4 separate regions of the Homo sapiens genome follow, and all the other regions are linked to region 1. Evidence: chromatin loops called from intact Hi-C (ENCODE). Cell type or tissue: PC-3. All regions are shown on one strand. Each heading gives the region's core, and the rest is flanking DNA. Links, peaks and the distances in the headings are about the cores only.

What was found. Peaks named below come from ENCODE experiments on the same cell type or tissue, not always from the same donor. Only the 100,000 strongest peaks of a DNase experiment are listed, where the experiment ranks them.
Region 2: it touches region 1 in a loop (15-fold over the local background); 21 of 110 quality-filtered maps call a loop at or near these places.
Region 3: a loop joins it to region 1, with 11 times the contacts of the local background. A loop is called at or near these places in 15 of 110 quality-filtered maps.
Region 4: it touches region 1 in a loop (28-fold over the local background); 10 of 110 quality-filtered maps call a loop at or near these places.

The regions. Positions count from the first base shown.
Region 1 is chr7:111,482,337-111,490,143 of GRCh38, forward strand. It overlaps IMMP2L (inner mitochondrial membrane peptidase subunit 2), which reads right to left. Exons shown (of 6, transcript NM_032549.4): 3 at 4,902-5,005. Among named protein-coding and RNA genes, the nearest start is that of IMMP2L, 76 kb to the right of the region's middle. In PC-3, for the core only: CTCF peaks have their summits at 4,418 (motif pointing left) and 4,618; a DNase peak (open chromatin) is centred at 4,415; H3K27ac peaks cover 3,646 bases.
Region 2 is chr7:109,840,723-109,848,529 of GRCh38, forward strand. No RefSeq gene overlaps it. Among named protein-coding and RNA genes, the nearest start is that of LINC02903, 960 kb to the left of the region's middle. In PC-3, for the core only: a CTCF peak has its summit at 3,818 (motif pointing right); no DNase peak of the experiment used is centred there.
Region 3 is chr7:111,326,112-111,333,918 of GRCh38, forward strand. The region is part of intron 3 of IMMP2L (inner mitochondrial membrane peptidase subunit 2); the gene reads right to left. Among named protein-coding and RNA genes, the nearest start is that of IMMP2L, 230 kb to the right of the region's middle. In PC-3, for the core only: a CTCF peak has its summit at 3,721; no DNase peak of the experiment used is centred there.
Region 4 is chr7:110,086,079-110,093,885 of GRCh38, forward strand. No RefSeq gene overlaps it. Among named protein-coding and RNA genes, the nearest start is that of LRRN3, 1.0 Mb to the right of the region's middle. In PC-3, for the core only: a CTCF peak has its summit at 4,255 (motif pointing right); no DNase peak of the experiment used is centred there.

The DNA.
Region 1 (7,807 bases), core at 1,749-6,748:
ACAATGCTTACTTACAGGCATGCTCATTCAATGAGAATTCCCTCACACCAACCTTCTACTATAGAACTGAACACTGGCTCAATACAGTGAAATCTGTGATCCAGATTAAGAGGAAAGGAAGAGAAAGGAAGCCCCCCATCGTCCTTCCTTTCTAGCTCTCTATAAACTGTGGCCATTTCTCCCACTCACACAGCTCTCCTTCTTTGCTTCCTAGCAGCTATAAATTTGACTCGGTAGACTTATTTCTAGAATCCCTGAACCCTTGTAGTCATGACCCAAGTATGTGGTTCCAAGAAACTAAAAAAAAACCCATGCCTGAAAGAGAAATCCTACCATCTCTTTCTTCTCTGCCCCTGTGGTATCCACCTCCCCAGCTGGCCCTACTGCCTAGTCAGACAGAGTTTCTCCTTTATTCAGGGGTTCTCACTGCTGCAGCTTCCTCAGCCTCAGCAACTGCCATTAACGTTAGTGCTTCTCTATTGAAAGAGAGTCTGGCATCAAACATTAAAGAGGCTGAGCAGCATTCTGCAAAATAACTGGACAGTACCCTTCAAAAGTGTCAATGGCATAAAAGACAAAGATCAAGGAACTGGCATATACTGAAGGTGACTAAAGAGACATAAAAAATAAAAAATGAAAATATGGGATCTTGAGTAGGATCTTGGCCCAAAAAAAGGACATTAGTGGGAAAACAGGTGAAATCTGAATAAGGTCTAGACCTATTCGTCTAATAAGATTAGATCTAATAATATTCTACTGATGTCAATTTCCTGGTTTCAATACTTGAACTATGGTTCTATATAATGTTAATATTAGGGGATTTGTGGGAACTCTCTACACTATTTTTGCAACTTTTCTTCAAAACAAATAAAAGTAAAATTAAGTTAAAACACTTTTAAATGTGATTATTTAGGACTTTATTATGAAAGAACCTCTGTCCCGATGGACTTGTTAAGTGATATATTATTGTGAAATAGTGCAACTTATGTTAAGCCAGGAAGGCCATCACACAGGTTAACGAAAAGTCAATTCCAAGGTATAGAAAATTCACCTTACTCACCACTATGAGTTTGTAAATCACTAAGAGAGTATGATGCCACCTACATATACTATAGTGAGGACTTGATGACAGCAAATCATATTTTGTGCAACCAATAATGTTATTAAATAAATGTAGCTACTGAATAACATACTTAAACAATAACTCCACTGTGACCAACTTTTTACAGAAAGAAAGAGACAGTGAAAAATAAGAAAGATATGCAAAAAAATAATATGCACCCACCTCCCTCTGCCAGATCTCCCATGCTTTAGGAAACAACACTGGTCAACCAACTCTGAACAAAACCCCTTGCAATAGAAAGGACAGTCTGCTTTGCTATATATGTGTTTCTGTAACATGAATTAACATAGACAATTGGTAAGTGGAGAAAAGATTTCAGTGTAATGCAGAAGTTACATTGGTTCCTATGTAATTTTTTTCCCAGATGATTAATGTTTTGCCTTATTAGTACAGGCAACTGAAGGCTACGTATACTAATGGCAGCAAACCAGGAAGGAATCAGTATTATACATTCAGCCTTTCTCTGAGAAGTGCTACTGCAAAGTTAACCCTGATCTTTGTTTATAAATAACTAAATAAATAAAACAAAGTAACACAAAACAATGAGGAGAGCATACAACTCTGGTATCAGTACATTTTGTACAAAGCTTACAAGCTTTTCTCTATTTATGACTTGTAATGATAATGTCTTTCTGCCCTTGCATCCACAGACAGCCTCAACCCTTCCTTATACCACCTACCACCAAGCTATCTTCACCTTTTATGTTTTAAGTAAAACACTACTTTTACTGCAGTTTAATTATTAGAAACTTCATGTCTTTTAAACTGTGTTAGTATTTTTATTGACATTGTTATTGTTTTCATCAGTGCTCTGGTTATAAAGTTGAATAAGCCCTACTGATTTAAGTAAGAATTTGGAAACTGCAAATTTTCCAGAAAAGCACACATAATATTATAGTAGAAATGGTGTATTACCACACATTCTGAATACATTGTCTCAAGATTTTTTTAATATAAAAAGGTTATACTGGTTTGTTTTCAAAGATTACTTATTTATCAATGAAGTATACTGTTAATATCAATTTCTAAACAAAATTACGAAGTGTATTTTATCATCAGCTTTAAATCGAACATTTTAATATACACTTCTGTATGTGTCACACATTTCTTAAATAAATAGGATGTTCCAATGTAGTAACAAAAATTATCATCTATGTTAAAAACAAACTGATGCATTGTATAAGAAAAGCAAATATTCAATATTTGATATAAATTAAATGTATATTATGAACTGCAATCAAACCAACATCAATCTTCTAAAATGAAGCAGTTTCTAAATTGTATGAAAATACATGGATATGGTCTAGAAAGCATGTTTCATCATAAGACTAAAAAGATACTTTTTATTAGGCAGGGTCTCACTGTCACCCAGGCTGGAGTGCAGTGGCACAATCACAGATTACTGCAGTCTCGACCTCCCAGGCTCAATCGATCTTCCTACCTCAGCCTCCCAGGTAGCTAAGAACTACAGGCACGCATCACCAAACCCGGCTAATTTTTGTATTTTTTGTAGAGACAGGGTTTCACCGTGTTGCCCAGGCTGGTCTCAAACTCCTGGGCTTAAGGGATCCACACACCTTGCCCTCCCAAAGTGCCAGGATTACAGGCCTGAGCCACCTGGCCCTGACCTAAAAAAATACTTTAAATAATGCTAAAGAAGAATTTAGCATCAGATTTTTTGTTTCTTTCTCAAAGCAACAATATTGCTTCACGATCATCTGTTGTTAAATATATAATACTAGTAACTAAGCACTCTTTTATGTAAATGGCTCCTCCTAAGAACAAGCACATGAAAGTTTGTGTTATTTGTACATGACAAAGATATAGCACATAACTGAGTCATTAAAAACACAGTTCAGGCCGGGCGCAGTGGCTCACGCCTGTAATCCCAGCACTTTGGGAGGCCGAGGTGGATAGATTATGAGGTCAGGAGATCAAGACCATCGTGGCTAACACGGTGAAACCCGTCTCTACTAAAAATACAAAAAATTAGCTGGGCGTGGTGGTGGGCCCCTGTAGTCCCAACTACTCAGGAGGCTGAAGCAGGAGAATGGCCTGAACCCAGGAGGCGGGGCTTGCAGTGAGCCGAGATCCCGCCACTGCACTCCAGCCTGCGCAACAGAGCGAGACTCTGTTTCAAAAAAAAAAAAAAAAAAAAAAAAAAAACACAGTTCAACTGGAATAGCTATAATTTATATATCAATCCCAATTTGAATAGAATATTTTTGAAGTTAATGTATATAATAAATATCAATCACTATGAATATTTATATAAAATAGTAGTGTGCTCTTTTTAATATACTCCATGATATGGTAGGATACTTTTATGGACCCATGCAACCCTGAATATCAAGCAGCCCTGTTTTATTTTTCAATTATCTATTTAAGTCCACTTGGTTAGAGATAGTCAGCATGTTTCTCACGGGAAAAAAAAAATACTGCACAATTGTCTGCGTATAGTGTGACCTCTTTCACTTGGGTGGGTATCCTTTCCATCACCAACTAAGTGAGGATATAACCTTGTCAAACCAAAGGCAAAAGAATAATAAGCATATGACAGGCTAACCCAGCATGGAAAAGGTTGTTTAGGAGGTTGCAAAAATAGTACTCGGAATGACAAAATAAAAGTACACTTCAAAGAGCAGGTTAATATTTTTAAAAGCACTCAAAACCTGAGAAGCATTTAATCCCCCTCCTTGGATGTCTGCCATACAAAACTCCACTTGAATTTATTTCATTAGTCACTAACGAGATTTGGTTAATATGTTTTCAAATGAATACTGGTAGAATAGTCTGAAAGAAACACATTTATAGAATATCTATTTCCACAAAGCACTAGCCAAAGGTAAGTACAAATAAGCAGATGATGTCTTGCTTTTACCAATTATAAATTACCATCCAACAAGAAAAAAATCCTTCCAATTCAAGAATCAGAAATACAAATGGGAAAAGTATTTACCCAGTAGCAGGTTTTTACTGTCTCCAAATCAAATGGCAGTAACACTGCTACCTTAATTGCTACCCCTAACTGGCATAACAGGGAATCATACTACAACATTTTTATAAGTATTTGAAACCAGAAGAAATTAGACAAGTTTGGCTACAGTCTTCCTAGTGTAAATTTACTTTTAAAGCAAACAAACAAAAATCTCCAAACCATTTAGGCCTGTCCTAGGACTATGTATTATATCATTGTGTCAGTTATACACACTTTGACATTCCTTTTCTACATTAAGACTGGAATGAAATTTTTGATCCTGACCAGTCATCATATTATAACAGTGAAACAGTGCCACCTTTTGGACCCAAACAGAAGCATCCAGTGCTAGTCTTTCAAACTTCCTTTTTCAGTTAAACTCCTGATGTACATAAATGTCAATGATTTTCATGTCATAATTATCACCTTCTAGGAATACTTTTTAATCTATACAAACCAAGAAAACATTGGGGTAACAAAAAAGTTGCTTACCAAGATGCAAAATTTCAAAATATTCCAAAGTAGTACCAAATGCATGTATTTTTAATAATTTCTAATCAACATTTCATTAAATACATTTCACCAAATCCAAATATGTTAGTCAACTAACATATTTTAAATGCAAAAAATTCTTTTTATAGCATTGTTACACTGCAAAATTGATTTTTTAAAAATGCATTGTATTTAACATGTATTCAATTTAATAATTGGCAATATGATATTAACAGTGGATTACCAGTTAAATCAGCATAAGTATAAATAATTTTATATACAAATATAGTATGCTTCTGAGTTACTTACACCAATGATACAATGTCACCACGGTGTACTTCAAAATTCCTCACTTTCCAGTGGTTCAAAAGCACCACATCAGATGACTGGCTCCCCCCAGGATTCAAAGAAGGCTAGAAAATAAGGAGAAAGAGACACTTCTATCATTTGTATTTTTCAATCTTCATGGTTCTTGCACTTCACAGCTCGAGTGGACTGAAATAAAACATTTCTAATACAGTACCTTTCTATAAATTGCTGTTCTAAAGTAACTGCAAATGATGAGTTTTCAAAAAGGCTCACTGGGATTCTTCACAGATGAACCAGAAAAAAATAAATTACCAATGCTTATTTGAAAGGAACGTGTGCTAGACATTAAAATCTTTAGTAAACTCCAATAAAGAGGTATGAAAAGCCTTAAGAATAATATAAAAACATGAGGAAGAAGTGAGTCAAACCTCCTAACAAAATATCCAGATAGGATCTAATTCCACAGTAGTACACATCATTGTTCCATCTGGGGAAAAGAAGAAATAATCCCAAATCACAGTCATGTCCACAAATCTTCACAGTCATATGAAAAACTGAAGGGGGCAAAAGAAAGATGTGATAGGATTACCATTATAAAATGTATGGATTTCCCACTTTGACCTCTCTTTTCTCAAAAGAGCACATATCCTAAGGGTCCTGGTCCCAGTTTGAGCCTAATAAGGGGCTTTCATCCTAGGATTCAGAGAAGTCTAACTGTGCCTGAGGGTTAATGGATCAAGAACTGAGAAACATTTTGTGTAAGAATTTTTCTAAAGGTCAGGAACCATACAGGCACAAAAATTTGACTGGGGAACTATGAAACCAGCATACCTGTCATTTGGACAGGGGTACAGACAAAGCCAATGAATAACAAGCTTGAGGCAAGAACAGGGGGACAAAATAATTAGAAAAGCTAAGATAGCCTTTTCACTGTTTTTTAAATTTTTTTTCATTTTTTATTTCAATAGGTTTTGTAAGAAAAGACAGTGTTCGGTTACATGAGTTAAGTTCTTCAGCAGTGATTTCTGAGATTCTGGTGCACCCATCACCCGAGCAACGTACACTGTACCCAGTGTGTAGGCTTTTATCCCTCACCACCACCCACATTTTCCCCCAAGTCCCCAAAGTCCAATGTGTCATTCTTATGCCTTTGTGCCCTCATAGCTTAGCTCCCACATATCAGTGAGAACATACAATGTCTGGTTTTCCATTCATGACTTACTTCACTTAGATTAATAGTCTCCAATTCCTTTCAGATTGCTGTGAATAACATTATTTCGTTCCTTTTTATGGCTGAGTAATATATATACACACCACATTTTCTTTATCCACTCGTTGACTGATGGGCATTTGGGCTGGTTCCATATTTTTGCAACTGTAAATTGTGCTGCTATAAACGTGCGTGCAAGTACACATCTTTTTCATATAATGAGTTATTTTTTCATATAATGAGTTTATTTTCCTCTGGGTAGATACCTAGTATTGCTAGGGACTGCTGGATCAAACGGTTGATCGACTTTAGTTATTTAAGGAACCTCGATGCTGTTTTTCATAGTGGTTGTACTAGTTTACATTGCCACCAGCAGCGTAAAAGTGTTTCCTTTTCACCACATACACATCAACATCTATTATTCTTTGATTTTTTGATTATGGCCACTCTTGCAGGAGTGAGGTAGTATTGCATTGTGGTTTTGATTTGCACTTCCCTGATAATTAAAGATGTTGAAGATTTTTTCATATGCTTATTGGCCATTTGTGTATCTTCTCTTGAGAATTGTCTATTCATGTCCTCAATCCACTTTTTTTTTTTTTTTTTTTTTTTTTGAGATGGAGTCTCACACCGTCGCCCAGGCTGGAGTGCAGTGGCATCATCTCCGCTCACTGCAATCTCCGCCTCCCGGGTTCATGCCATTCTCCTGCCTCAGCCTCCCGAGTAGCTGGGACTAGAGGCGCCTGCCATCACGCCCAGCTAATTTTTTTTATTTTTAGTAGAGACGGGGTTTCACCATGTTAGCCAGGATGGTCTCAATCTCCTGACCTTGTGATCTGCCCGCCTCGGCCTCCCAAAGTGCTGGGATTACAGGCGTGAGCCACCGCGCCTGGCCTCAGCCCACTTTTTGCTGCGGTTGTCCTTTCTTGCTGATTTGAGTTCTGACTCTCCAATAATGCTACCATGGGAAGTGGCCATTTCTGTGGTGACAGGAAAGGTGCCAAGCTTCCTCTCCGCCTTCACTGAGGGGCTGATGACAGCAGCCAGTGGAGACACAACAACAACCAGGGCAGAAGCAAGGAAAATAGTGAACGCAGGGCAACAGCCAGTCCCTGGAGCAGTAATGACGTGCCTTTTGTTAAAGATTCCTGGGATTATTTGCAGATTTTCTACAAAGCAAGAGTTGACAAATATGTCAAAATTCTGCATGGAGGCTATTATCTTGACACTATTTTTGATCCAGGGTTTTGCAGCTGAAAAATACTGGTTATCCTTGAACACCTCAAACACTTTCAGAACTTTCACCAACTCCTTTAGTGATAATACCTAAATCCCTAACTTAAATTCCCTGCTACTCATTTCACTTAACTACCTGACAAAAAATTCAACAGGATTAAAATGGAATTTGTTATCATTTCAACAAATAAATTTTTTTTTGAGACAGTCTCTTCTGCTTTTCTGCCTCAGCCTCCTGAGTAGAGCTGCGACTACAGGTGTGCGCCACTATGCCCAGCTAATTTTTGTATTTTTAGTAGAGACGGGGTTTCACCATATTGGCCAGGCTGGTCTCGAACTCCTGATCTCGTGATCCGCCCGCCTCAGCCTCCCAAAGTGCTGTCATTACACACGTGAGCCACCACGCCTGCCCTCTTTTTTTTTTTTTTTTTTTTAAGAGGGTCTCGCTCTGTCACTTAGG
Region 2 (7,807 bases), core at 1,634-6,633, 1.6 Mb before region 1:
GGAAATGTATAGCAGTAAATGCATACATTAAAAAAGATAAAATATTTCTACCAAATAGCCTAGCTTTACTTCTTAAGGAATTAGTAAAAGACAAGCAAATTAAAACTACCAGAAGGAAGGAAATAGTAAAGAATAGAGTGAAGATAAATGAAAAAGAATAGAAAAACAATAGAATCAATGAAACCAAAAGATGTTTCTTTAAAAAGATCAATAATATTGACAAAACTTTACCTAGTTTGACAAAGAGAGAGACAGAGAGAAATAAGACACACAAAATCATTAATGTTCTAGGTTACATTTTTATAGGTGACAGACATATGAAAAGAAATATAAGGAAGAACTCATCCTAGTTTATGTTTTGTTCTATCATTCTACTTTATTTATTATCTCAAGCTTTGATATTTAGCAATCATACTTTAAAGACTTTAAAGTGTTTCTGAAATGTTAATGAAAATGTGCCCATTTAAAGAAGAAATTAATATTCCTTTTTTACTTTATTTATATATATAAAAGGAAAAGCACATATAATACAAATGCTTACACAACTTACCACAATGTTGTTTCAATCATGTGAAATCTTCTGGTTTCTTCTGTAAGATTTAACGAATGAACATCTATAAGAGGAGTTTACAAAGTACCCCAGTTCTTATTCTGACTGAGTTTCTTTCCTCCTTTTTATTATATATGCTACAAGGGTGCAAAACTTAAGTCAGGAAAATAGCTTACCTGTTGACAAGGAATCAGCAGGCTTGAATCTATTAATTCTTTAAGAGTCATTCATACATGTTTCCATTTTTTGTGTGTGGTTGATGGTGACACACTCAACAAAGTCTACCAATTAAAAGCAGCTGAAAAAGAAATGGAAGAACAATGTGGGTTCTTCCCTATAATAATTTACCTTTATTTATTCTCTATTCAAAATCTTGTTTACATAGTCTTGTTTAAATAATTTAAAGTACATATATTCTGAGCAAAATTAGAAATTAAATTACTATTCTTAGGGTCCAGGACAAGTTTGACAAATATGATGACAATGTGTTTAGAAAAAAATAATCCCCAGAACTCAATATCTAAAAGATTAATTATAAAACTTATCAAATGTTTATTTGATATTCTTTATTCAACTATCTGCAGCTTTTTCATTACAGAAGAATCAATATTATTCTTTAACATTTTCAAAATATTGTAAACATTTATTGAATAATTATGTTCTAAGATGTTTTTGTGTTATAGTTATGGTTTCTACTAGTTAAAATCAGATTCATTTTTCAAAATGCAGATAATGTAAATTTTTCATGACTTGAAATAGTTATCATTGTATTTATGGGACATACAATATAGAGAGTAGATGTACAACATTGTGCACTGTCAGTGCTATCAAAAGGTATGATTTAATGTGGGAATTGCTACCCATGTTTTAAATCTCAAAGTAGGAATTTTTAACTGAACAACCCTAATAATCCCAAATATTCTAAAGCTCTATAATCTCTAAAGCCCTGTTGAATTAATTCTTTCTTGTACCTGAATGATTTCTCAGAGTAAGAAGTTCAAATTATGGTGTGTAAAGTAGGGCTTCTATTATTTGTCTTAAAAAATCTCTACTTAGGCAGTTGCAAAGAGTCTGAAAAATGGCTGATTTCAATTTGAGTTGTGAGATCTCTCAAGATCTTGTTTCACCCAATGTACAGTAAGAATATTATCTGTCTTCCAGAATTGGTCAGAAAGGAAAGTAAGATAAAGAATATTAAAGTGCTTTGTATGCTATAATGCACTCTTGCCCGTGGACATCATGCTTAAGGGAGATTCTGAAATTTGGTGCACAAGTTGCTCTTTGTGATTTTATAGGAATGAATCACATGGCTTTCAGCCTTCGTATTTCCTAACTGAGAAGCTCTGCTTTTTTAGATCGCCCTTTCAGAAATTTCAGTCAAACCAAGATTTATTAGTGCTCACTATCTGCTGTGCACTTCACTGGCGGTTTATAATGCAGAGAGGAAGATAGCAGGATTTCTTCTTTACTTCCTTTCTAACCTTTTTGTCACTTATTCAGTGCTTCTAAAATTGGTCAACCAAAATTCCACTCTTGGGTGAAGATTGTGAATGTGAGCCTGAGGGAGAAACACTGGGAGAAAGCATGACCCAGTTTGAGGAGAGCATAAATAGTCCATCTCTCATCATCCTTCAAAAGAGCAATGAATATAACTGCCCACATTATTTTAAATGTGATTGTCCATTTTAAGAAAAGGTTTCTTTTTTTGTAAATATTTTGTCCAATAGTCTTCCTTCAGGCTTTTCCATATTATTGTATCTTTCTTTTTTTGCTTCCGGAAATAGAATGAACAAAATTCAGCTCAAATTAATTAGCTTTCTACTTTTACCTGTTAGCCTAGACAAGTTAATAAACTAACATACTAATAGGAAAGCACAGGAAATAAAAATGTCAGTAAATAAAAATTGAGTGGATAGAATTTTTTTTTTCAGGATATGAGTACAGCACTATAACTCCCCACATCTCACATCCATTCCAAGAGAAACTGTTTTCACTATTTACCTCCTAGCATTTTATTGCCTTTTTGCCTACATAGACGTGCTGGCAAGACATCATCCTCTGTAGTAACCAAAAAGATCTGTCTATCCTCTTACGAATATAGTGAAACTAAAAATGGTGTATGGATCAGACATCGATTCCACATGTCTGCATTTATAACTGTATAGAATCTCACCAGCAATGCAGACTTTATGATCATGCATACTTGAAGACTGTTATAAGTAAATGATTATTTTATCTTCTACTGAAAAGCTTAGATGATCTCACATTTTGAATAGTGGTTTGAAAAGAAGATGATCTAACTCAACTGGAAATCCACATTAGTGGTGAACTACTGTCTCATAATTTACCACAAGCACTAAGAATATGCTATGTATATGAAAGCACTGGCTAGAACACTTCCCATTTTGCAGTTCCTGAAGTTATTTTAGCTCAGTTGAGGAAGAGCCGAATCTCTGTAGCATGGCTCTGCCACATAGATTCTCCCAGGGGTTTGTTCCAACCCTTTACATTCTCTTACACTTCAGAGGTATGAGCAGAGAAACAGACTGGGAAATAAAAGTAAATATTAAATTTAACATCCTATCTGTGACTAGATAAATAAATCTATCCAAATAATGAGTTAGTTAAGAACTTTGTTGTCTCAACACCTATATTTGCTCATTAAAATTGTTAACAAACCCCACCAGGGTAAAAATACAACAGAAGGAAAACACGCAACTTCATGGAATGCTCACACTTTTTGTTTCCTTTTTTTATTTGTATTTGTTGCCTTGACATCCAACTTTAAATTGCTGAAGCCATTCTTCCCTAGGCAAAATCATTTTTAAAAGAAGAAGATGACTATAAAATCAGTAACTCCAAATTGAATGAGTAGTTTGATAGTACAAGTCAAGATTGCAAACACCAAATGCACCATTTGAAATAGAATAAATTTAGGTCATATCATTCTTTTCCTCTCCCATTTCCAAGGACAAGTCACTAGCTCCTGAACCTGTGCAAAGAGTTTACTCATTTACTTTACCCAGACTAAAATAAATCAAGGAAGGATACAGCTGCAAGTAGATATGAAATGGAGATCACACACATTTTGATAGAAATCAATTTAACATTTACCAGGAACATGCTTTTCAATAATATATGACCTGATACAAAGCACCTTCATGTTATTAACAAACTTGGATATATTAGAGAAATTCAGTATTATTAAATACTCATTAACAAATCCTAATCTTTTCTTTGTCAGGAATTTTTACTGAAATCCCTCCTACCTGCCTAATCACCAGGTGGCAGTGTAGTAGCACTCATCCATATCTGTCTTTGAAAAACTTCAATAAAGTGGCATTACAATGAGATTTTCACATAGCATAGGTAGAAGTGTTTGGGTTTTGAAATTTTTTAAGTGTTACTCCCCCCCAGTATTAAAATAGCCTTGCATACATTTTCATAAGTTCCCTTTTGCTTTGAGTACTATGTAGATAGTTATTTTCTCCAATTTTTTAAACTAGAAAAACTGAATATATATATATAACCTCACGGTTCTCTGTTGTCTTAGTTTTAAATAGGAACCTTTTCTACATCATAATAAGAAGCACATTATGTATTTTTTTCAACCAGCTCTTTTCAACAATTGGATTACGGCTGGGTTTCCCAAAGCTTCAACAGAAGCATATGCCAGCAGACTACAAACCTCGAAGACAAGAATCCTGACATTTCATTTTTCCTTATCTAAACTTCTCCAGCTGTCATTATGCCATCTGAGACGAGTTTTCAGTCTACAGTTCTATTCACTCTATCAATTTCTTTGTATTTGCACAATGTTCATTCAGCACTTTAGCCAGGACAAAAGAACCAATTTCAACATTTGGTTTCAGATACCCAGGGTTTATTACGTGCTTAAAGTATGTCTGGATTCTTCTTTTTGCAGATGGAAATTCAAAGATCCAGGTCATGTAATCTGATCCAATGCCAACTAGTGAGTGTGGGACATAACTTCAAACCTGCAGCATCTATGTTTACTCTCTGTTGGAATTTAATGTCATATTATCCACAAATACTTCCTGCTGTATCAGAAATAAGGTATTTGGGAATGTCTCCTAAACCCTCTATATAATCTTTTCCAATATTAGAGTCAGTAGAAATCCTCTGTTTTTGAGCTGCAGGTGTTAATTGGGAGGTAGAAGAAAGTGACTTTTACTGCAAGAACTGGGATTAAACTGCAGTTACATTTCTTGAAAAGCTGACTACACAAAACCTGGCTAAAAACAACGACAACCTAAAGGAGACACTCTATGACCCGATGAATGGCTGGAAGTCTTAGCAGGCTGAATTAAAAAATACTTGGAATTTTATTTGGAAAACCTTCCTTCTGTAGTGAGTCCACCTCCATGTGCTTGATGCAGTTGACACTTACTACCCTGCAGAAGATTATTCAGCCTGTCAGCCAATCTAGAAAATAAAATAATCACAATCCATGTTTGGTGGTATAGTAACTATTAAGTTGATACGGGAACATTTTGCAAAACATGTTAAAATTAAGTTAAAATGAAAGTGGCTCGAAATTAGGATTGTAAGATTTTGCATTTCAATTCAGTTTCCACAGCAATGTTTGGTTGAACTAAAATTCTAAATATGTTAGGAATAAGCCTCTGCTGTACATCATTATGTTCAAAGTTCTCTGTAGCTCCATTTGTGAAAACAAGTGGATGAATAGGTATACATTTTAAAAATATATCTTTGGGATAAAAAGCCTTTTTGAGTTCTTGGTTTTCAGGATGTTCTTTCTGGTATTCTTAAAATAAATGCTTCTATAGTATTACAAAGATAATTTCATTAACCTGCTAAAATGGGAATGTATTTATAGCTACAAGGTGAAAAGTATTATTAATAATAATTTCAAGATGACAGATATTAAATAGTTCAATTATTATTGATAATAAGATTTTATATGAGTGTGTTTTTATTTTCTATTTTAGTTATAAGTAAATCATAATATTCTTCTAAAAATGGTCTTTATCAAAATTATTTTAAAATGTTTCATTAGATAATAAGCAATGCCATTACATGGATTTTTCTCTCACTTTTTAATATAAATTAACCAATCAGCATTTCTAGATATCTCATAATTTGATAACTAGAAAGGTCTTTGGAGATACCTCAGAATAAAATATTTATTATATAAATGAAGAAATTAAGACCCAGTGAGGTTAAGTGACATCTAAAAGGATACAAAAAATCAATGGCTAAATAGGGCCAGAACTCAAATCTCCTAAGTACAAATGCCTTCTGTATAAGTTTTCTCTCTCTCTCTTTTTTTTTTTTTTTGGTAACACCTTATGTTTAATTCCATTCATATTTTATATTTTATATGTATAATTTCTAGTGAACTCACTGCATATCACTGTGTAAAATTTAAGGCACACATTTTTCTTAATATTTTCTTAAGAAAATTTATCATTCTTGACCATTCCTGAGAGCAAAATAATTGACTAAGAATAACAAATGTTGAGACAAGCAAGCCTACGTTCAAATCCTAACCATGACTGTAACTAACTATGGACAAATTATTTAACTTCTCTGAGCTTTAATTACCTCACTTATATAATGGAAATATGACTTCATCCAGGCCTGTGGTAAAAATTAAATGAAATAACACATCTAGATGTCTGCATTTAGTTATAATAGTAGGAATAATAACAACAATTATTATTATTGTGAACATGTAATAAAGTTTCAGTTGACCTGTACTGGGTTAAAATGACACTATAATCTTTTTAACTTTTTCAAAACAAAAATTCTGATTGTAATCCAGTAGTTAGGTAGCTCTAACTTTCAGTTGACTTACATACAATCTATAGGCATACATTTCTTTAAGTGAAGATCTATAAATCATTATTTGCCCCATGAATTAAGAGAGAATGCTGCTGTTCAATACCTGAGACCAACAGAAGTTAAAAGAAGCTAAGAGTCACATAGCAAATCAGTGGTCGAGTTTGATCAAGAACTTCAATCTTTTTGCCTCTGATATAAATGGTTTTGATACTTCTCTATATCAGTGATTTTCAGCCTGTTCTTAGAGAAATCCTAGTAAGTTCTGAGGTATCCCAGGGACAGAGAATGGAGACCAAAAAGCTGCCAGATGATGGCTGAAATGACAAGATTCTGAGTGCCCTCTCTGCTTGTCAGCTAGACCAGCTCTTCTTTTATTGATCATTTGTATTAAGATCTTGCATAATATATATGGATTCTTCTATTTTACAAAAGTTTACCATACTTATTTTCTTGTAGTACTAACATTTGAAACATAAGCATAGAAAATTTTGATACTGAAACAGGCACTGGAAAGAAAGTTAGAACAAAAAAGAAGAACAAACTATTTATATGTTTAATGTTTAATTTATGATTAAACATAAATTTATTTTAAGAACTACCTTTCAATAACCTAACGATCTTAGCATAAATATAAATAAAATTATTCATATATGAAAATATGTCTTTCATAAACATAATGTGCTAGATATTTCTAACAGAAAAGAGAAGGCAATTTCTTACTAACTTGTAATGCTTGAGCTGACATTAGAAAGTCCTTTGAAAAGAATACAAGAGTTTAGGTATCAATAAAAAAAATCCACAATTGATTATGTCTTTGTAAATCACTGAGAAAACATTCTATATATTACAGCCTTACTATTCCAACAGAAAAAAGAGCAGAATTATATGTTCCATCAAGGGCATAAACATACTAACTTTGAAAAGATAATGTACATGGATAAATGGATGGATTGATAGATGGGTTAAAATATTCAAATTGACCAAATAAAGTGTATAAACTTCTTAATATAAGAGTTTTCATTATTTCATAAAAATGTTCTTGTTGGTGTTGTAGTCTTATCCAAAAGATGTCTTTGATTACTAAAACTATAAAATCCTATTACATCATATTTTTCTTTAGAAATATATGAGGGTCCTGAAGAGACAAACGTCAGTCTATCAGTTTATTATCAGTTTGGGTCTTAGTTTATTTTCATTTATATTAAACAATTCTGGAAAAAAATAAATTGTAAATTTGTGTGTTCAATTATAAGTGGGTAGTGTCATTGAGAAACAGTTTATCAAGAATACCCAAATATTCCAATATAATCTCAATTACTTCTCTACAAATTTGTTGTCATCTAAAGGATGTCAGAAAGTGACACAGAGCATGCTGGGAAAGTAATCATTATCTCTTCGTCACTATGTACTTCTTCTGCTTTTTACATT
Region 3 (7,807 bases), core at 1,492-6,491, 160 kb before region 1:
TTACTTGCTATTACTTTCAGGTCTATAAAGATATAAAGAAAATTACACTTAATCGAATTTTATATATTTTAGGTATTTTGAAGGCAATTAGTTCATCATAATACCTCAATTGAGATATAAATTATGCATTTATAAGACTGAGATTGCCAAATAAAAATTAAGATGCTTAGCAAATAATGAATTTGATTAAATTTTTAAAATTTTCTCAAAACTACAAAAAAGTTTTTGATCAATACCAAAGATTATAATTGAAATATCTTTCCATCTCAGATATTAAAGTTACAATAATTCCAAAATTATGGGCATGCATTCTCCCTCCATAAGTGAAAGCTGTACAATGCCTCAATTCTCAGTTGTCTCTTAAACAATTCCATTCAGAAATCTTCTTCAGCTGCTAACATATTCCTCATTAAGATTCCTACTTCTCATAAACATTTCTCCAAAGAAGACATAAAAATGGCCAATAGGAATATGCAAAGATGGTCAAGATCACTAATCATCAGAAATATGCAATGAAAACCGCAAGGATATATCAATTCACACCTGCTAGGATGGCTGTTACCAAACAAACAACAACAAAAGAAAAACAAGTACAGGGAACACTGGAAAAACTGGAACCCTTATGCACTGTTGGTGGGAAATGCAACAGCTCTGGAAGCAGTATGGAGGTTCCACCCAAATTATAAAAAGAACTACCATTTCTTGGAGCAATCCCATTTTCAGGTATTATCCAAAATAAATTTTGGTTTTTGGTATTTCAAAATAACTGAAATCAGGATCTCAAAGAAGTATTTGTATTCCCATGTTCACTGCAGCACTATTCACAATAGCCAAGATATGGAATCAACCTAAGTGTCCATCAATAGATGAAAGGATAAGGAAAACGTAGTACATTTACATACTCTAGAATATTATTCAGCTTCTAAAAAGAAGGGAATCCTGGCATATGGATGGGGAAAAAGGGGAATCCTGCCAGCATAGATAAACCTGGAAAACACTGTGCTACATGAAATAGGCCAGTCACAGAAGCGCAAATACTGCATACATTCTACTTATATGAAGTATCTAAAATAGTTTAATTCATAAAGGCAAAAAGGGAATGGTGGTGGTCAGGGGCTTGGGAGAGGGAAAAATGAGAAGTTGCTGTCCAACTGGTATAAAGTTTCAGTTAAGCAAGATAATAATTCTTAAAATTCATGTAAGAGAAAATATTATCAAAATAGAATGCCTCATTTAACCTGCTTTATGAGTGTTCACTCACATAGATCATTATATATAAAAAGTGTCACTGTAACTAAATAATTTCTACAATTTCATTAACATGTACTCAACTCCCTTTGCTGCATGTCTCTATCATAGCTGTTCCTGCGAGGTACTGTAACCCACCATTCATTCATCCATGTACTTCTTACACTTCAAAAGACTGAACTATTTCTTTTGTAGCACTTGGCATGAGCAAATACATAATATATTAATAAATAAAAATAAATATAGGAAAATTCAGCTCACAAATGTGCTATTTGTGCATGAAAAGGAAAAATATTTTTAACTATTTTCAGAAATAAGTTAGAGGCTAGAAAGTAATCTTATGGTATATTAATAATTTAAAAGTCATCATCAAATCCTGTGGTTTGGCCAAAATAAATGCAGAAGTAGAAAGAAAGAGAGCCATAAATTGCTTAAGGTCAGAAATGCAAGCTGAAAACATAGTGTACATAATACAAGAAATTCTTAATTCTCCAGATTTCTATGTGTCAAAAGGCTCCTGATTTCAGTGTGGAAATGAGGGTTTTAACTACATACCTGAATCACCTGTTTGGAAAATAGGTACGTATAGTAGATATATAATATATAAGAATACATATGAGAATAAAGTATTATAAAGCAGCATAACCACCCACATTTCACCATCTTTTCATCATTAAACTAAAAAATATTTTTACAAAACCACATGACCTCTCAGTCATAATAGAACTAATGAAACTACAAAGATCCAATCTTACTCAGAGAACTTGTACGATTTTTGAAAACAGCACCATTAAAACAGCTCTCTCAGAGTATTCTCCTATAAGCTCTTAAAAGTTATTTTGAAAACTGTCAATACAGCTGGGGTTCTTTTCCACCCAGTGGCAGGTTACAAAGGAATATTAAAGATGTTTCAAAAACTGATATAATTCAGGAAAAATAATTTAAACAATATGACTGCAATTATGACATATTACAATGAAATACATGGCAGCTAGAACTAAATAGGAGCCCACAGAATGATACTTAGAAATGCATTTACATGGTTACTGAGTTTTCCCCAGTAGAAAAGCAACTATCCCTTCTTGCTCCTTATTGGTACAAAAATTATTTCAGGGCCCACAAATTCTAAAAGCATTACAAAGTTTGAAGAATATAAAGTAAATGGCAATTATAAAAAGTAAGGGTTTATATTTTACAAGCCCCAATACAGCAAGGCTTAGAATTAGTTATAAAAACTAGAGGTGTGTTACGTCTTAGAGTAGGTAACAGCTGGATACTGTGTAGAATAAATGCTCATGCCCATGGGTGGGATGTTCATAATGCTGAAGGGCAAGAGAGAGAGATGTATAGCTTGAGAAGTGATGTGGATAATTGCTTGTCATTAAACAGCAGAGTAATTGCTGCAGCAAATTCCCATGTAACTATTCCACATGAAACTTCAACGTGCCCTTGGACTTACTAAACATACATAGTTTTCTCAGATAAAAAGACAGCAGTCAATGATGCACCACACTTAAAAAGATCATTATTTTATTATTTAGTCTCACAAAAAAACATTGGGACCCTAACCATTAATAACACAGAGAAAAAAAAAGCCATTGATTTTTACATTAGTAAGACCTTGGTAAGATCTCAGAATCTACTTTTTCCTAACCTGCTCAGACTAGGTGTCTCATAAAGCCTACAATAATTTAAAAGATCGTCACATCTTTTGAAAAGCTTTCATGTACAATCATGTTATTCAGTATTCAAATTCATAATAAGCCAAGATACGAAACATTTAAGTTGCTGCAGGATGTTGAGCGCTATTAAGAATGCATTAATAGAGAGGATTCTAGGCAGCTGAAGCTGTGGCAGAGGTATAAATTTGAAAGTACCAAAATATCCTGAAAAGAAACAGAAACAGGAAGAGGAAAAAAAAGAGAAGGAGAAGAATTAAAACTACACACCCTATCTCAACATAACTAGAAAACAAGGAAACTCCAAACTTCAAAGTACTTGTAAATATAAATATAAACATCAAGACCTACCTACCTCTCTCATGTGCTCCTGCCAGTAGCCTTCATGGAGACCAAGAGCAGTTCAGGAGAAACTACACAAACGAGAGCAGAGAGGAGTTAAGGGCAGGTTGAACCATGATTTAAAACCACTGCTAGAAACAGAAAGAAACTCAGCCCTTGGCCCTATATATACTGAAAAGTGAACAGTTAGCTCAGAACACTGATAACAGAAAGGAGACTTGAAAACGCACATGGGACATGACAAGCCACCTTGCAAAGGCGTCACTTTGGAGAGAAAAGACAGCTAAAACAACAGGAGAGGTTTCTTTGGAAACTATACATTAGAGAGAGAAAAAGGGGAGAACATTTCGAATTACATAAAACAAAAGAAAATTTAAAAATTGGAAGGCATATGCCATTTGAAAACCATGCCATCCAGTAAAGAAACAATACTTTGCTTACAATAACAGGAGAGGGTGCTCTTGAACTAGAAATGTTAAGCCATCCCAACATACAGATAAACAAAAACCTAGCATAAAAAGAAAATTGAAAATAAGGACCCAAACAATTAAGGTGATAAAAAATTCCACCCTCTCACACAAACAAATGGCAAGACACTGGCAAGAACAGTGGCAAAACAGAAGAAAACCATAACACTCAAAACTAATAAATATCCATAAATTCTGCAATTAGGTAGATTTAAAAAACAACCTTGAAATAAGAATTAAAAACTAAGTAGAGAAATGAATGACCAGAAAATTTTAAAAGGAAAAAATAAAACACCAATTGATTGAACACAGAAAGAAAAGAGAAGAAAAATACAAAATCACATCAGAAATGGAACGTAAATTACAAGATGCCCAAGGAAAAACAGATTTGAAAGAAAATGCAATAAGAGACACTGGAAAAATAGTAGAAAATCAACTAAATGAATAAAATGAAATAGAGAAAAAAGTAAAAAGGGTCAAAGAGAAAGTGGCTGAAATGGAAGACAGGAAAAAGAAGATACAATTTATATATAAATGGAATTTCTGAAGAAGACTTTTTAAAATAAAATATGACTAATAATGAAATTCTAACCAAGAAAGTATTCAAACACAAACAACCACAACTTATATACTGAAAGGGCCCACTAGCCACGGGGTGGGGGGAAAAAAAAAACTTGTAACAATCAACTCAGAGACATATTTTAGTAAAAGTAGTAGACATTCAAGATAAAGGAAAAATCCTCAGGGAATCCAGGCAAATGAATTCAAACAACATACACAAGTAAAAGAATTAGACTGGCAATAGATTTATCAAAAATAAGATTCATATCCAACAAGAGGTTAGTATACAAAATGTACATAAAGCTCAAATGACTCAATAGCAAGAAAACCAAAAATCCAATTTAAAAATGGTCAAGATATCTGAATAAAAATTTCTCAAAAGAAGACATACAAATGTCCAGCAGACATATGAAAAAATGTTCAACATCGCTAATCATTAGAGAAATGCAAATTAAAGACCACAATGAGATATCATCTTACACTTATCAGAATGGCTATTATCAAAAAGACAAAAGTTAACAAATATTGACAAGGATGTGGAGAAAAGGGAATCCTTGTATACTGTTGGTGCGAATATATATTAGTATATCGATTATGAAAAACTGTATGGAAGTTCCTCAAAAAACTAAAAATAGAATTAGCATATGACCCAGCAATCCCACTTCTGGGTGTTTACCTAAAAGATTTGAAATCAGTTTGTTGAAGAAATGTCTGCATTCCATGTTTATTGCAGCACTATTCACCATCGCTAAGTTATGGAATCAACCTAAGTGCCCATCAATGGATGAATGGATAAACAAAATGTGGTAAATATACACAGTGAAATTCTATTCAGCCCTTAAAAAGAAGGATTCTGTCATTTGTAGCAGCATGTGTGAAAATGGAGAACATTATGCTAAGTGAAATAAATAAGGCAAACAAAGACAAATATCACGTTCTCACTTATATGTGAAATCTACAATAACCTAACTCATAGAAGCAGAGAGTAGGATGGTGGTTAAAGCAGTTCAGGCAGTAAGGAATGGGGAAATGATAACCAAAGGGTATAAAATCTCAGGAGAAATATGCTTTTTTTAGTTCTATTGCACAGCATGATGATTATAGTCAATAATAGAGTACTGCACATCTTAAAATTGCTAAGAGAGTAACATTCAAATGTTCTCACCACAAAAAAAGGTATTTGAGGTATTGAATATGTTGTTAACTAACTTGATTTAATTATTCCACATTGTATTCATGGATCATACATCACTTTATACTCCATAAATTTATACAATTATAAATTATCAATTTACAATTTTTAAAAAGATTCAAAGCAAGATACCAATGGGGCAGCATTTCCATAAGGCTCCAGGAAATAAAGGGAAATCCAAGGATTTGTATATAGCCAAGCTGCCTTCGAGTATCCAAGCTATAAAAAAAGTTTTTAACATGCAAGAATTCAAGGAATTCTGGATCCATGAGTTCTTAAGGAATCTACTAGAAGATGACCTTAACCCAACTTGTTATTAACTGGGAAAGTTAAGCAAAAAAACTAATAGTATACATATATATATTTATTTGTAGGTATAAGACACACGGGAAAATACATCATGTGCTATATGCTATATATTATGTGCTGTTTTCTCAAAGTAGAAATAATGCCACAAAAACAATAAGACAAAAAGGCTGTTTTATAGGCATGAGGCAGGAACTAAAGAATATCAATAACAGCCGAATAACCAGATGTTAAAAGGTCATAATGTTTAAATGGGGAATAAGGACGTTAGTAAAGAAATAAGTATAAACACATCATCTAGACCAAAATAAAACCTTCCTAGAAAAAAAAACTTCAAAAATCGAATAGTAAAAAAGGTTACTAGAGAAAGAAGCCAAGCAAATATAATATAGCGTGCATAATATTTATAATATGACAAAATTAAAATCAAAACATCAGTCTTTTCAATAATTGTGCAGGCACTTAACCTACCAACTGAAAGAAAATCATATAAAATCAAATGCAAGCCAAAAAGCATTAAATGTAACAAAGAAGGACACGTTTTAACGCTAAAGCCAAAATCACAATAAAGACATATTAAATATAAATATCTATGTACCAAATAATATAGTACCTTTTTGTAAAACAAAAACTATAAGAGATGCCAGAAGTCCCAAAAAGAACACTAATAATAGGAGATTTTAACATACTACTTAGAACAAGGCAGATCAATAAACATGTAAAATGAAAATTTAAAAACACCTACAATATAACTAATAAGGTAGATTTTATGAATATATGTCAAACTTTACACCCTAAAAATAAACTTTTCTCTCAAATGCATGTGGAGCATCACAAAAACTGATCATATATTAGGTGATAAGGAAAATATCAGTATGTTCTATAAAATAGTAATGCTATAAGAAATATTTTCTAACCAAAATTAAAATAAAACTAGAAATTATTTAAGCACTTTTTAAAAAAGGCTCCTTGCGATGGTTAATACTGTCAACTTGATTGGATTAAATGAAATCAGTCTACTACTCCACAATGGAGGTAAGGGATATCTGGAATACAGGAGATCCCTTAGGGTGTCTCTTAGTATTACCATGCCCTCTGATTAAGGTCAATGGGAAACTACAACAGCCCAATCCAGTCAGGGCTACAAATAGCCCAGACCCTCCAGGAATGAAGGTTTGTGTCACTCCACCAGGAAAAAAACAAGACCTGCTGAGGTGCTTGCTGAAGGCAAAGGGAATACAGAATGGGTAGTAGAAGAAGGTAGTCATCAATACCAGCACGTGACCAGTTGCACAAACAAGGACTGTAATTGTAATGAGTATTTCCTCCTTCTTTTGTTAAGAACATGTTTGTGCATGTATATATTTGTACAAGAAAATATCTTCATTTTATTTCCTTTTTCCTTTAAATGTGACATAAGATTCATTGACTTGCTATCAGCATTTAAGTGTTGTTAACCTTACATAATAGCATTTGGGTTGGGGATTTGTGCATTCCTGGTTGTACGAAGGATAGTTTTATTATGTTAGGCATAATTATGATATTATTGTCTTTATTTGAAGACTATGATTTCAGGAAATGTATATGGGTTCAAGTTGACAAGGGGTCGACTTGTGATGGTAAATATTGAGTGGATTGTAATATTGATTGGATTGAAGGATGCAAAGCTCCCTAGGTGTGTCTGTGAGGGTGCTACCAAAGGAGATTAACATTTGAGAGACAAAGGAGAGACAGACCCACCCTCAATCTTAGTGGGCACCATCTAATTAATCAGCTGACAGTGTAGCCAGAATAAAAGCAGGCAGAACATGAAAAGACTAGACTGGCATAGTCTCCCAGCCTACATCTTTCTCCCGTGCTGGGTCCTTCCTGCCCTTGAACATTGGACTCCAAGTTCTTCACCTTTGTAATTCGGACTGGCTTCCTTGCTCCGCAGCTTGCAGATGGCCTATTGTGGGACCTCACCTTGTGATCATGTGAGTCAATACACCTTAATAAACTCCGCTTTATAT
Region 4 (7,807 bases), core at 1,249-6,248, 1.4 Mb before region 1:
ATATTTTCAATGACATAGGCTTGGATACATTTAAAACTTTTTGGAATCTCAGTGTTCTCCTATGTAAAATGAGAATATGTGGTGATTTCATCTATTGATGCTTGTGAAGAATTGTCTGAGGTTCTCAACTTTTATGCTACAGTCCTCCTAACTCACAAGAGTGTAAATGCACATGGACTTCTGAAAGGAGAGTTAAAAAATTATTTCAAAACTCAAAAATGTTTTTGAGGTTTTACGTTTTCCATCAATATTGAAGAAGAAAACCTTAACATGTGGGGCCTCTCCGCTTTTCTGTCCGCTTTTTCTCACTTTATGATTATCCTCTTCTATGAGGAATAAAATAGCAGAATCGATGAAGAGTATTTTACTTGAAAAGTAATCAAAACAGAAGAAATATTATGCCACACCCTCACATGGAGGGCTGCACAATGAAGGATAAAAATGTTACAGGACACATATCATACACAACTTTGAATGGTATGAAAGAGAGTATTGGTAGAGATGTACATCGTGGAAACATAGTGGGATGGACAAGAAGCTTTTTTGAATTTTCAACCCCTTGGAGATTTAAGATGCTAGAGAATAGGAAAGAAGCAAAACTATTAAGAGTTGTAATGTATCAACATTGTAATGTGGTATTGAGTTGTGATGTTTAAAACATTACTATAAGACTCAACCAGTGTCATAACTTTAAAAGCATAATAAAATGCTTATGTATATTGTGGCACACTCTATTATATAACCATGTTTATTTTAATATTAAGGTGATATTTATTCTTATAAGTATTTGTGGAAAATTGATATCACAAGAAGTTGAGCATGCTTATACTATGATTTCAAGGGTCTAGTATTCCTGTTGGTGAAACATTTAATTAGCTATCTTACCTGCTTAGCACAGTACTTGCCACAGTGTGGTGGATTAGTCTATACAAGCATCTATTCTAAGTCACATTTATGATGGTTAATTTTATGTGTTACCTTGGCAGGGCCACAGTGCCCAGATACTTGGTCAAATATTATTCTGGATATTTCTATAAGGGTGTTTTCTAAGGAGATTAACATTTAAATCGGTGAAATTGAGTAGAGCAGATTGCCCTCCAGATGCAGGTGAGCCTCATCCAATCATTTGAAGGCCTGAATAGAAGAAAAAGACTGACCTCTCCTAACATTTCTACAGCAGATGGCCTTCATACTTGAACTGCAACATCACCTCCTCCTGGATATCCATGCTGCCAGCTCACTCTGCAGATTTTGGACCTGCCAGCCTCCATAGTCTCATGAGCGAATTCCTGAAAATAAATCTCTCTCTCTTCTTCTCTGTACACACCACACACACACACAAACACACACACGCACACACACACCCGCCATTGGTTCTATTTCTCTGGAGAACCCTGACCAATACAGCAATCAATGACAAAATCATTTACTATCCATTAGAAGACATTGATGCAGTGATCTCACCTAATTTTAAACACAGAACTGGAGTGAAATTAAGAACTATTGAGCACAATGAAATTAAAATTGAATGTTTCACGGACTGAAATGTGGGCACCCAAAATTCATATGTTGAAGTCCTAACCTGCAGTCCTTTAAAGAAATAATTAAGGTAAAATGTGGTCATGTGTGAAGCCCTCATCCAACATGGCTGATATCCTCATAAGAAGAGGAGATTAGGATGCTCACACACATAGAGAGATGATGTAAAGACAGCCATCTAACAAGCCAAAGTGAGATCCCTCAGAAAAAAATCAACTTTGCTGACAACTTGATCTTAAACTTCTAGTTTTCAAAAATGTGATAAAATAAATTTATGTTGTTGAAGCCACCCACTTCGTGGTACTTTGAATGACTGCCTGAGCAACCCAAACTCATTTTTGGTGGCAGAACAATTATTCCCTGATCCATATCACAGAACTCCATATCAAATTGATCAGCAAGAGATGCAGAAAATTGAGTAGATCCGTTAGCAAATAGTAGGTTCTAAGGCTTTTTAAGTGTGACATTTATTTGAGAAACAAGATATTTTAAAACATACAGTTTTAAAATTAAAGCATTAGATAACACTCCAACAATGTTATCACCTTCATAAGCACAAATTGCATGCAGCCTTCATTGCCTTCCCTTTCAAAGCATGGCTTGCCTTTGGACTGAGGTAGTCAGGCAAGGCTCCTATGAGAACAATAAAGAATAACCTGATCTTTATGATCTTCTATTTAAGGGATTGTTATTTATCAGCCAGTCCTGAGGCAGCCAGTCTTTTTCTCTTTAAGATGAAACAGTAAACAATTGAATCACTCTCCTGACAACTCTCCTAATACCAAAATATCTCTTGTTTTCCCTGGCTACCAGTCCTACTAGGTTTATAAAATGTTTTGAAGCATTTAAAAGCCTCACCTGAAGCATACAAGTTGCTCATTTGTTGAGTGTATCTAAGAAGATGAGTGATGCACCATTTAAAAAGTTTTACAGGAAGATTATTTAGTGAAACAGCTCTGAGTTTAAGAGTATCACACACACACACACGCAAAATCTCTCACAGGAGTGCAAGTTCTAAAATCAGATCTAAAACGTATTTAGTGAAAAGTTTTTGCCATGAGCTTTCAGCTTTCATTTTATTTTATATGAAGTACATGATCAATCTTAGAAAAACTTTGTTATCCGTTTTCTTCCAGAAGCTAACTACTAATTGTTGCTTTAAAAAATTACCGCCAGTGCTCAACATCTATAATATTTGTTTTTTTTGTGTGTGAACTTTCTGAGTTTTTCTATTAAATCACTTTATAGAGTTAACGTGACTTAAGATTGTGGAATAATATGTATCAATTAATCCTGTATGACATTTATAATTAAATCCAATATAATTTTATCATATCTTGTATGATTTCAAATAAAATCCTGTGAGTAAAAATTATGGCTTTTACCTTTAATTTTGCAACAAATAAATAATTTCACAATAAAGATTTATTTATCTAAGTACTCTCTTCAATTCCTATTGACTTGATAGAAGCCAAACACTTGGCACCACTAGTTTTAAAAATTATTTTAAATTAGTTATAAAAATTAATTCTTCAAATAAGATATTTGATTAATATATTTCTAAGAAGACCACTAGTCCCATGAAGTCTCACCTTGTTGACTTCCACCAGAACAAAACCTGTTAATTCAGCTTGACTTCTGATATGTGTTCTTTGTTCAAGCTCCTGTGGGCAACTAAATTGTTTTAAGAAAACAATATTTCTGTTCATATTAATTCACTTGCCAGACTCCAATTCTGAAAGTTGTCTAGTTCTTCCTTCATCACATGTGCTTCTCATCGAAACCCTTGTTTCAGGATGGATCAAGTGATGTTACAGCTCATGTTCCTTAGACCTGATTTGTTTTGATGTTTTATTGCTTTTCCTTTTAATTTTTGTTTGAATGAGAAAAGTTTAATACCACAGGTGTCCAGAATTAAAAAATAATAATAATTCTGTAAAATGAATGCTGCTAGTGCAGACATTCTGTTTGAAGAAGCCACAATAAAGACGAAGTAAGTATCCACTTATTTTTCCACAATTCAACCAGAGGCAAGGAAAAAAATAAAAATGCAGACCCCCCAGTGTCAAGGAAATCGGGAGATCAAACTCTGAAGCACAATGTATATGCAAAGGGAGTCAACTGCAGTGGAGACAGTACATGAATGTGAAACAAAAGCAGAGAAAGAATTAACACTTGCAGACATCAGAAAGATTTAGGAGGCCAGGGGTGGTGGGTCAAGCCTGCAATCCCAGCACTTTGGGAGGCCGAGGCGGGCGGATCACGAGGTCAGGTGATCGAGACCATCCTGGCTAACACGGTGAAACCCCGTCTCTACTAAAAATACAAAAAATTAGCCGGGCGTGGTGGCGGGCGCCTGCAGTCTCAGCTACTGGGGAGGCTGAGGCAGGAGAATGGCGTGAACCCGGAAGGCAGAGCTTGCAGTGAGCAGAGATCGCGCCACTGCACTCCAGCCTGGACGACAAAGCGAGACTCTGTCTCAAAAAAAAAAAAAAAAAAAAAAAAAGAGGAAATAATACCTTTCCAAAGTCGAGTACAAACCAAAGTGCAAAATAAAATCCCTCTGTCTATCATAGCAGAAATAACCATAAGTTGGGGACAGGAAAGTCTCTGGAATTACTTGGCTCTTTGAAGCAAAGTGACAGGCTGATCCAGCAACAGACTTAGCATAGATTGCAGGAAAAAGCTCTCCCACAAGGGGTCAGAAGAGAGAATGTCAAACTGTTTCCAACACTAAACCGATTGGCCAAAGAGAAATAAATGCTGAAAATAAATCTCAAACAAAATATTAATATGTCAAAAAAACCCTCATAATAGACTGGAACACAGCCTGAGACCCCCTTCTCCATCAAATACTCACGATTTAAATATGAGTAACCAGTATAAGCACAGGATCTCTATGAAAGATTGTATGCAAAAAGGATGGGAACAGGATATCAAATGACCAATCAGAACATGTTGCCATGCGGGCGCAGTGGTCACGACTGTAACCCCAGCACTTCTGGGAGGCCGAGGCAGATGGATCACCTGAGGTCAGGAGTTCAAGACCAGTCTGGCCAACATGGTGAAACGCCATCACTACTAAAAGTGCAAAAAATTAGCTGGGTATAGTGGCGCACACCTGTAGTTCCAGCTACTCAGGAGGCTGAGGCAAGAGAATTGCTTGAACTGGGGAATCGGAGGTTACAGTGAGTCGAGATTACGCCATTGTACCCCAGCCTGTGCGACAAGAGTGAAACTCCATCTCAAAAAAAAAAAAGTTGCTGCCATGCTGAACACAAAAATAATGCCAATTATCCCACAAGTTATATATTTTAAATTCAACAAAATCACATTTTCTAACAAAAACCAGAGGACAAAGCAGGGATATGAGTTCTCAGTGAAAAGAAGGCAATATGAAAATCAGGAGATGAAATGCTCAAATATCATCTTATCAATAGGGTGCTCTGATGTTTTTGGTATTAGGGTTCTCTAGAGGGATAGAACTAATAGGATAGATGTATATGTAAAGGGGAGTTTATTTAGCAGTACTGACTCACATGATCATAAGGTGAGGTCCCACAACAGGCTGTCTGCAAGCTGAGGAGCAAGGAAGCCAGTACGAGTCCCAAAGCTGAAGAAGCTGGAGTGTGATGTTTGATGGCAGGAAACATCCAGCATGGGAGAAAGATGTAGGCTGGGAGGCTAAGCCAGTCTAGTCTTTTCACATTTTTCTGCCTGCTTTATATACTGGCCATGCTGGCAGCTGATTAGATGGTGCCCACTAAGATTAAGGGTGGGTCTGCCTTTCCCAGCCCACTGACTCAAATGTTAATCTCCTTTGGCAACACCCTCACAGATGCACTCAGGATCAATACTTTGTATCCTTCAATCCAATCAAGTTGACACTCAGCATTAACCATCACACTTCTTAATTCATAAAATACCCTCACAGCACTCTCTCTCATTACATTGTTTTTTTCCAATAACATTTAATTTAATGATGTTCTCTCCCCATTATAATATCAGCTCCATGAGAGCAGGGATTTGCCTAAATGATGTTTATGTAATATCAAGGCCTAGTAGGTGCCTGGCACAAAGTATGTCCTCAATAAGTATTCATTAAATAGATGATTAATACATGAACTGACAGCTCAATAAAGAAGTAGAAGAAAAAGTAGAACCACCGTATCAATGAAAGTTCAATCGAGAGGAGCATTAAAGAGAATTAACAGAGCTGAAAACTGAAGTAAGATAAACAGTAGTTAGAAATAAGAGAAAAGAAAATAATTAAATTCATATAAATAATTTGGAAAGATGTGAAGAATAGTTAGATATAGCAGAAAGAAAAGCCAATGTACTCATAATCATTACTGTGATATTACCATATTAATGATAAAACTCACAGTTTCAATTAAAGAAAATGTCCCAGATATAAAAGAAAAGATTAATCTATAGAATAAAAAGAATAATCTATGTCTCAGAAAAAAAAAATGTAGCCCAACCAACTCCATTCCAGGGTATGCATAGAAAATTATATGGACTTTAAAAACAATAATCTTTTGGGCAGTAAGGCAAAAAGTAAGGTATTTGAAGTCTTGCTAGCCTCAAGACTCACTACTGAAATATTCAATGAGGAAGAAAATGGAGCAAAATTCATGAAGTACTTAAAGAGTCTTTCATTAGTTTTCATACTTTTATGAAAAGTCATACGTTTATGACTAAAAATAATTACACTAAACCAAATTGTCAGTCATATAACACAACCAACAATAAATGATTTTTGAATGTACAAAGACTCAGGAAACATCATCCCTATTAACTTCTAGAAAAACCTAACAGGGATCAAATTCACCCAACCAAAATATGAATAGAAAAGCCTATGGCAGACAGATGGGCATTAAAAATTAAATCTCCTGAACTCTAAAATAAGATAAAAATGAGGACTTCCATTTCTGCCTTTGACGGAATCATAGACTAAGACTGGACATGCTCTCCTGCCACATACACAAAAATAAAACTGGACAAACTGTGAGATGACAGTTTTCAATCACTGGACAACAGGAACCACAGGACTGATCCCTGAGAAGAGCAGCACAGAAGCACAGTGAGGTAGAAGCCAAGCAGAACACAGTAGTCCCACTGAACTTAGAGGCACAAATTGGAGTCTGGACTGCAGAAGTGACTGCAATTTGGGGGCAGAGTCTTGAGAGGAGGATCCCTAAGGGTGGAAGTGAAGGGCATACATCTATGTTAGGATTGCACACATATTATTGGCTGAGGACTTGTCTGCAAATATTAAACACAAGACTCCACAAAGCCTGTCAGAGAGAAGCTGCTACCAAGTTAAGAGCATAACAGAAATAGTGAAGGGTGCTTGGTGATAGGAGATGTTTAGGTTTCAGCTTGAGAATGAAAGGATCTTTTTTCTTTTTCACAAGATATTAAAGCAAAGAAAGATGACCTGGTCAAATCCCCTTGCAAACCTGCTAATAAGATTATCTCCTGAAAAGCGGAGTATGAGAGTCCTTATCTGTAGAATGCATTTAGCAGGATGTACCTGGAATATACTAGGCTTGCTTAGAGAAAACAATCCCGAAGTGTGTGGATTGATGGGAGATGACTTCTTGTAATAATGTTACTTAAGTTATGTAATTACTAGTGAACAAAATGAAGATGTTTAATGACCAAATTAATTTCCTTTTGTGTAAGTGGCACCCTTCATGCATAACTTAGAGACTTCAAGGACTAAATCTGACCCAGAATGTATCCTAATGCACCATGAATCTGAAGAACAGCATTAGCATTCTGGATGTCTCTCTTCTCTTTTCTGCAAGTACTTGTATCCTTGAAATGATTAAAACAGTTTAATACCAGATAAAATCTCTGATCTATGTGGATATGATTCAACAGTCCACTTTTTGTATTAACTCCTACTGGCACAGTAAACAGAAGTTTCTTTCAGTCTCAAGGATCATAATGGCCAGGCATTAATGGAAAAAAAAAGAAAGAAGGGATTAAAAAAAATGAGGATTTGATCCTAGGTATACTAGCTATTCTTTGTTTAAAGTAAAAATATCCTTTGAGGCAAAATATTTGGACAAACCTTTCCAATAGAATTTTGGGGAAATTAAGACAGAAACACGAAAGTGGCTTTTCAGATATTCAGAGAGTATTAGGTAGAAGAGAAATTAGTGGAAATTTCTATTCCCTGCCTTTTGCTAGTTACTCAGGTAAAAGCCAGACCTCAAAAATCTGAAGCTGCAGTAGTGGGCAAAATAGCATTAAA